2 separate regions of the Homo sapiens genome follow, and region 2 is linked to region 1. Evidence: chromatin contacts called from ENCODE Hi-C or POLR2A ChIA-PET data. All regions are on one chromosome and are shown on one strand. Each heading gives the region's core, a stretch centred on a gene start or an enhancer-like site at or near the end of the contact. The rest is flanking DNA. Distances are from core to core; before and after follow the strand shown.

What was found. Hi-C counts contacts between places; a loop is a spot of excess contacts on that map. ChIA-PET counts read pairs that join two places held with the same protein, here RNA polymerase II (POLR2A). Pooled maps may share reads with other maps.
Region 2: a loop to region 1 is called in a pooled map, with 10 times the contacts of the local background. The contact joins the promoter of SELENOW here to the promoter of PPP5C in region 1. A Hi-C loop is called at or near these places in 5 of 50 pooled maps. POLR2A ChIA-PET finds 5 or more read pairs at or near these places in 2 of 52 experiments (Caco-2 and activated CD4-positive, alpha-beta T cell).

The regions. Positions count from the first base shown.
Region 1 is chr19:46,344,779-46,348,732 of GRCh38, forward strand. It overlaps PPP5C (protein phosphatase 5 catalytic subunit), which reads left to right and starts at 2,309. Exons shown (of 13, transcript NM_006247.4): 1 at 2,309-2,439. The coding sequence starts at 2,319. RefSeq lists enhancers at 2,147-2,326, 2,427-2,556.
Region 2 is chr19:47,777,038-47,781,231 of GRCh38, forward strand. It overlaps SELENOW (selenoprotein W), which reads left to right and starts at 1,666. Exons shown (of 6, transcript NM_003009.4): 1 at 1,666-1,777; 2 at 3,688-3,712; 3 at 3,827-3,880; 4 at 4,071-4,145. The coding sequence starts at 1,749. RefSeq lists silencers at 1,554-1,813, 1,824-1,963 and an enhancer at 4,031-4,194.

The DNA of each region.
Region 1 (3,954 bases), core at 1,059-3,558:
TCCAGGAAGCCTTCCCTGCCTGCTCCAATTGGGTAAAGTGCCCCTAAAAGCTCCCCTTGGAAGCCCCCTCCCATCACAGCACTAGGCACTCTGCCCAACTCTGAATATTTGTTTTGTTTTATTTGTTTTTTGAGACAGAGTCTCACTCTGTAGCCCAGGCTGTCGTGCAGTGGCGCGATCTCGGCTCACTGCAGCCTCCGCCTCCTAGGTTCAAGCAATTCTCCTGCCTCAACCTCCCTAATAACTGGGACTATAGGTGCGCACCATCATGCCCAGCTAAATTTTTGTATTTCTGGTAGTGACGGGGTTTTGCCATGTTGGCCAGGCTGGTCTTGAACTTCTGACCTCAAGTGATCTGCCTGCTTTGGCCTCCCAAAGTGCTTCGATTACAGGCATGAGCTACCATACCCAGCCCACTTTGAGTATTTGTGATGGAGTGAATATAAAAGTACTACTCTGTGTCAGGCTCCCTGACAAATGCTGTACTCATGTTGTCGAACTCTCCTCTAATCCTGTATGATGGGGATAATTATTATCCCCACTTTACAGAGGTTGAAACTGAGGCTTAGAAGAGGGTGATCACTTGCCCAAGGTCACAGTGTCAGGAAGGATTCCGCTGGACTCGAAACCAGAATTCAAATCCACTATGGCAGCTCCTTTTCCCCCAACCCCAAAACAAACAATACGAACAAACAAAAGAAAAATTTACTAACCCACCAAGATGGGCTCTGGCACCTACAGAGGCAGTAGAGTGGCAATGAAGGACATAGGAATTAGATGGGATTCCTGATCCTGGCTCTGTCACCTTCTTATGTTGTTGTGACCTTCGTCAAACACCTCTGCAAGTCTGTGTCTTTATCTGTAAAATGGAGATGATACTAATATCTGCCCTTTAGGGTGATTGTTGGTTGTGCTGGGGGCCAGTAGGAGAGATGGGGTTGGACTAACAAGAGGTTTGGGAGTGGGATAGATAGGTTTAGGAGTGTGCTTCCAGGAGGGGATCCAGAGCCTTACAGGACTTAGTGCTACATGAGGGCTTAGAAAGGACAGACTGGAAGCGTGTACGGCGGGTGGGGATTGGCAAAGGGGTGGAATCTGGATATTAGACTATTCAGCCTGAGGTTAAGACTATTCAGGGTCTCCTAATCAGGAGTTTGGGTTTTCTCCTAAGGGTGCTGGGGCCATGGAAGCCTGGGAGCGAGAGTGTGCCATGGTTTTATCATGTCTTAGAAAGATCCCTCGGCCGGGCACGGTGGCTCACGCCTGTAATCCCAGCACTTTGGGAGGCCGAGGCGGGCGGATAGCTTGAGGTCGGCAGTTCGAGGCCAGCCTGGCCAACGTGGTGAAACCCGTTTCTACTAAAATACAAAAATTAGCCGGGCATGGTGGCGGGCGCCTGTAATCCCAGCTACTTGGGAGGCTGAGGCAGAAGAATCGCTTAAACCGGGAGGCGGAGGTTGCAGTGAGCCTAGATGGCGCCACTGCACTCCAGCCTGGGCGACAGAGGGAGACTCCCTCTCAAAAAAAAAAAAAAAAAAAAAAAAATGTGAAGGGTAAACTGGAGGGAGGCAGAGTGCATGCAATCAATGCTGTGATCTCAGACAAGAGAATCTGTAAAAACACAAACAGGAGAGTTTATTTGAAGATTCAGGATTTGGGAAGCTGAACACAGGAAGAAAGGAGATGGTGCAACACACTTCTAAGCCTTGCTCAGGACTTGAAATCCAGAGTGCCTTCAGTTAAAAACTCAAACACTGACCCTCAAGGTTGGACCCTTTTTGGCTTGAGAAACCACTAATTTTTCAGAGATGGGTAACTGAGACCCTAGAGAGGAAGGGAAGATTTGTTCAAGGTCACACAGGTAGTCGACAATAGGGCTCGACGCCCGGGTCCGGCTCCGCGTAGGGCATGGCGCTGCCTTGCAAAACAGCCACACCCGCCAGCGACATTCACAACCCACCCCCCAACCCTAGAGGACAGCGGGGAAATCCCACTTTCAGAACCGAGAAACTTTTTACAGCCTTGGAACACGGTAACTTTGGGAGGAGAGGCCACACCAGGTCTGTTTCCCCGCGCGCCCCTTCTCTCATTCCCTATTGGCTCTCTCTACCAGGGGTACCGTCTGGGGAACCTCTGGTCACCTTGTCCTCCGCGCGCTCTGTGGCGAAAGGGACCTGCGCAGGCGCGTGAAGGGCGCCTTCAGGGCCCGCGCTTTACGACACTTGTGCGGCAGCGGCGGCGGCCACCCGGCGCTCCTTCGCGACGGTTCGGCCGGGTGCCGCTGGCGGCCGTTGCCAGGGTAGGGGTCGCTTTGCGGCATGGCGATGGCGGAGGGCGAGAGGACTGAGTGTGCTGAGCCCCCCCGGGACGAACCCCCGGCTGATGGAGCTCTGAAGCGGGCAGAGGAGCTCAAGACTCAGGCCAATGACTACTTCAAAGGTGCGCCCGCCTGGCAGGGAGGGTGGACAGTGGCCCAGGCTGAGGGGTGCCGGGCCCGCGCGGAACCATAGCAACGCGGAGCTGCAGCCTGGGCGCGGGGCAGACACTACCAAGTGACCGGGCGTGGGGAGGCCCAGGATGGCGCTGCCAAGGAGCGACATAGGGGGCTTCGGAGAGTGATACCTAGGAGTGGCGTGCGGAGCGGGTGCTACTCAGTGGAGAGACTGAGGAGGGCGCCACCAATTGTGGGGCGAGAGGGGGACTGGAATGAGGGCGCTACCAAACGTGAGGCCTGTAGAGGGCGCTACCAGGCAGTGACATGTGGTGGGGGAGTGATTGATGGCGCTACCAAATGGGGAGTCCTGGGGTGGGTGCCGCCAAGTGGGGGGTAGAGGGGGCACAGCCCCAATAGAGAAGGCAATCGTGGGGGTGGGGAATGGATCATTAGATGGGGGGAACAAGGAAGTAGGAGATTTGGGCTGACCCGAGGAAAAGGAATGTGATGGTGGGGGCCTTGGGAGTAAGGGTGGGGATCCTTAAGAATAGTATCACTTAGAATATTGAGAGTCAAGTGTGGGGCACCCATTCATTCATTAATTCAACAAATATTTATTGAGTACCTGTTATGTGCCAAGGACTGTGCTTGACTTTGGGGATATAGCAGTGAATGAGACAGATGTGGCCCTGTCCTTAGCTTGTAATTTTGCAGGTGAACCAGACATGAAAAAAAAAAAAACAAAAAAAAACCATGTAAATAAGTAAAATACTTAAATTGTGATGAGTGCTTTGAAAGCAAACCAGCAGTGTGATGAAGTAGAGAATAAGGGTTGGAGGCTACTTTAGATAGGGTAGTGGGGGAAGGCCTTACTGAGCAGGAGGCGTTTAAGCTGAAACTCACAGAGGGAGAACTGGAGAGGAGTGTTCCAGGGAGGTAAAGCAGCCTGTGCAAAGGCCCTGGGATGGGGAATGAAAGGGTACTGGCATGGCTGGGGCTTTGGCTACTTAGGGGGAGACCAATAACAAGATGAGATTAGGACAGAGGCCAGATCATGCAGGGTCTCCGTGAGTCATTACAAAGACCAGTTTGGAATTTTTTTTTTTTTTTTTTTTTTGAGACGGGAGTTTTGCTCTTTTTGCCCAGGCTAGAGTGCAATGGCGCAATCTCGGCTCACTGCAACCTCCGCCTCCCTGGTTCAAGCGATTCTCCTGCCTCAGCCTCCCGAGTAGCTGGGATTATAGACGCACACCACCATGCCCAGATAATTTTTGTACTTTTAGTAGAGATGGGGTTTCGCCATGTTGGCCAGGCTGGTGTCGAACCTCTGACCGCAGGTGATCCGCCCATCTCGGCCTCTCAAAGTGCTGGGATTACAGGCATGAGCCACCACGCCCAGCCCTACAAGAAGACACATTAAGTAAATGGGCCAGTCTGGACTGGAGAAGAATTTGGGTGTGATCAAACTATGGTTGGGAATGGATGAGATCATCTAGTAAGAGGGTCTAGAGGGGGGACTT
Region 2 (4,194 bases), core at 416-2,915, 1.4 Mb after region 1:
GGCTCACTGCAACCTGTACCTCCTGGGTTCAAGTGATTCTCCTGCCTCAGCCTCCCGAAGAGCTGGGACTACAGGCATGCGCCACCACGCCTGGCTAATTTTCATATTTTTAGTAGCGACGGGGTTTTGCCATGTTGTCCAGGCTGGTCTCGAACTCCTGACTTCAGGTGATCCACCCACCCTGGCCTCCCAAAGTGCTGGGATTTCAGGTGTGACCCACTGTGCCTGGCCAGGCCTTTTCCTTTCTTTCTTTTTTCGAGACAGTGTCTTACTCTGTTGTCCAGGCTGGGGTGGCAGTGGCACAATCACGGCTCACTGCAGCCCCAAACTCCTGGGCTAAAGTGATCCTTCCACCTCAGCCTCCCCAGTAACTGGGAGTACAGGTACATGCCACCACACGGACTAATTTTAAAAGTTTTTGTAGAGATGGGGTCTTGCTATGTTGCCCCAGCTGGTCTCAGACTCTTGGGCTCAAGCAGTCCTCCTGCCTCGGCCTCCCAAAGCATTGGGATTACAGGTATGTGCCACCGTGCCCAGCCGCAGCAGGCCTTTTGTTTTTTTAGAGAGGGTCTTGCTTGGTGGCCTAAGCTGGAGTGCAGTGGTGCAATCACGGCTCACAGCAGCTTCCAAACTCCTGCGCTCAAGCGAGCCTCCTGCCTAAGCCTCTCAAGTAGCCTGGGACTGTAGGCACACACCACCACGCCCGGCTGATTTATTATCTATTTATTTATTTGAGGTGGAGCCTCGCTCTGTCACCCAGGCTGGAGTGCATTGGCCTGATCTTGGCTCACTGCAACCTCCGCCTCCCAGGTTCAAGTAATTCTCCTGCCTCAGCCTTCCGAGTAGCTGGGACTACAGGCACGCGCCACCACGCCCATCTAATTTTTGTATTTTTAATAGAGACGGGGTTCCTCCATGTTGGCCAGGCTGGTCTTGAACTCCTGACCTCAAGTGATCCGCCCGCCTCGGCCTTCCAAAGTGTTGGGATTACAGGCGTGAGCCAACGCACCCAGCCACTAATGTATTATTATTATTATTCTGTAGAGACGCAGTCTGGCTATGTTGCCCAGGCTGGTCTTGAATTCCTGCCTCTGCCTCCCAAAGCGCTGGGGTTACAGGCGTGAGCCACCGCGCCCTGCGGCTGCAGGTCTTTATAAGGCAACTGTGGGCCCTGGACCGCTCCCTGAAAACCTCCCCCTCAACTCCCTGTCTCCTCCCTCACCTGGTCTACCCCGAATCCTTCCCCTCTCGCCCCCTCGCCCTCTCCAGGGGAGGTGAGGGACTCAAGAATCGCGCCCTGCTTCTGTCCCCACCGCGCCGTCCCCAAGCCCACGCAGTGAAAAGACCACCCTTGAGGCTGATTCCGGGTCCAGCTGGGAGCGGCCAGCCGTAAATCACCGCCCCCGTGGGCCGTACCATTCTGGCCGGGGGGACCTGGGAGGGGACGCGCGGAGGGCTTCCCCCGGGGACTGCCTGTATCGAGACTCTCTCCAGCCCAACAGGAGGATGGGAAGGAGACTTGTGTGGGGGCCTCGGGCTGGCGGGTCGCGGGTTCCTTATCCTCCGCCTTGGCGCCTCTCCGCCCACCGCCCACCGCCCCTCCCTGGCATTGGTTGGCGCCAGGGGAAGCCGAGGCTCCATCCTTTCTGCGCAGGTTCCCGCCGCACTCGCGCAGACCTAGCGCGTCCAGGTGGGAGGTTAGTGTGGCCCGGGCGTCCGCTCCTCAGCGGATGTGGCAGCCCCGAGCCATGGCTCTCGCCGTCCGAGTCGTTTATTGGTAAGCCCAGCGGCCAGCGGCCCCCGTCCCCGACCCCCGCCGGGACCCGATTCTCGGAGCCGGGGTCAGGGAGCCCCGGGGAGAGGACCCATGGGAGCCCTTGTATGGGAAAAGGGAGCCCCTGTATGTGGGTGGGGTGGGCGTACGGAGGGGCGAAAAACAGAGGGCGGTCGTCCCTAGGCCCCGTCTTCGACTTGTGACACGCTGGGCATCTCGGGTTATAAAAGGTGGGGCTGAGACGAGTGTGTGTCAATTTCGAACCCCCGACTCCGGGGCTCCGCTGGGGAAGGGGCTGGGGGTCAGCTTTGTAAAGGGACCTAAGGCTCCTCCACCCTAAGGCTTCCCCTCCCCCAATATCCCGAACAGTCGCGGGGTGGGGACAGTGAGAGCCCAGAAGGTTCGAGAATGTCTCAGCCTGTGTTTCAGAAGCACTTGAATTGTTGGCCTCTGCCCAGTGGGTTCCCTTGGCCACGAACCCCACTCCTTTTCTGGCCTCAGTTTTCCGTCTGTGGCAAGAGGGAGGCTCTGTGTCAATACCGAACACGCTTAATTTCTGCAAGTCTCAGGAAGGGTATAATAGGATAGGATATAAATTACGTTCTCTCCACTCCCCAGCACCTAATACTGTGTGGCATGCTGTAGGTATTTAATAAATACGTGTTCAATGAATTTATCCTCCCAGGAATCCCTTAAGAGAGGGGAATTTTAGGCCAGGTGCCGTTGATCACGCCTGTAATCCAAACACTGGGAGGCTGAGGCGGGTGGATCGCTTGAGCCCAAGAGTTCGAGACCAGCCTGGGCAACCCAGGGAGACCCCCCCCTCGTCTCTACAGAAACTTAAAAAGTTAGCCGGGCATGGTGGCGCACTCCTGTAGTCGCAGCTGCTTGGGAGGCTGAGGCAGGAGGATCACTGGAGCCCGGAAGGCGGAAGTTGCAGTGAGCTGAAATCGTGCCACTGCACTCCATCCTGGACAGCAGAGCGAGACTCTGTCTCAAAAAAAAAAAGTAAATTAAAGAGAGGAATTTTAGTTCTATGTTACAGGTGAGAAAACTGAGGCTGGGACTGGGGTGGGGGCAGGTCAGTAGCTTCAAGTCTGGACTGCAGGTGACAGGGGTAACTGGAACCTGGGTTTGTCGGCAGCTTTCCAACGTCTCTGCCTGCTCGACAAAGCAGAGGCAAGAGTGACATTTTGAGACGCCTACCAGGCCTGTACACCAGATTCCAGTCCCGAAATAGCCTGCTGTGGGGGTTGGGTGAGCCTGTATTTCACCCTGGGGACTGGGAAGGTGTTCAGAATCTAGGAGCTGCGGGGCCGGGTGCGGTGGCTCCTGCCTGTAATCTCAGCACTTTGGGAGGCTGGGGCGGGCCGATCCCCTGAGGTTAGGAGTTCGAGACCAGCCTGGCCAACATGGTGAAAATACAAAAATTAGCTGGGCGTGGTGTAAGAATCCAGGAGCCGCAGGGTTTTCCTTGGAGTGCTGCGAGGGCTGTGGGTGAGGGTGGTGGGCACAGGGAGTGGGTGGGGACCTTACGTGTGCTGTTCTTCTCCTAATCCAGTTCTCCTGGTTTTCCCCCGTCCCCGTCTCTCGTATTTGTGGTCTCCTTGTCTCCTCTCTCCCCTTTTTCCCCTCCCCCTTCTCTGTCTCTTGCTTGGTGTTGGTTTTCTGTGTGTCTCTGTGTGTCCCCGCGCCACCCCCTGTGCTGTGTCCCAAAACTCTGCCTGGCTGGTGCCTGTCTTCTCTCTTGAGGGCATCTGTCACCTCTTCTGCTTGGTCATCTGTGTTCCTCTTTATTTCTTCCTGGCCCCATCTTGCTCTCTCCCCACACCGCCTGTGTCTACCCTCCTCTCCCCGATCCCCCACTTCTCCCTCTCTCCCCTGGGCCCCAATGTCTTGGACTCTCCTACCAGTGGCGCTTGAGGCTACAAGTCCAAGGTAAGCAGAGTGGATGCCCGGGGGGCATTCCTGGGAGCTGGGGAGGGGTAGAGTGCATATTGGGAGGGGGCTGACTGGTATGACCCCTGCTGTGACCTCTCACCGCGTTTTCAGTATCTTCAGCTCAAGAAGAAGTTAGAAGATGAGTTCCCCGGCCGCCTGGACATCGTGAGTCTTGGGATGGGGAGAAAGACTTGAGCACAGCCACTGTGTCGGTCCGTTAGGCCTGGATGGCACTGCAGGGGGGTTAGGTCAGCCCTACGCCCTTCACCCATGTTCTCATCCCCCTGGGAAGGGGAGGGTCTCCCCAAGAGGACATCTTAGCCCCTCCAACATCTCCCCTACCCCCTTTCCTCAGTGCGGCGAGGGAACTCCCCAGGCCACCGGGTTCTTTGAAGTGATGGTAGCCGGGAAGTTGATTCACTCTAAGAAGGTATGTCTGTCTGTCCGTCCTGCCTGGTTTTGGGGCTAGCATGGGGTTG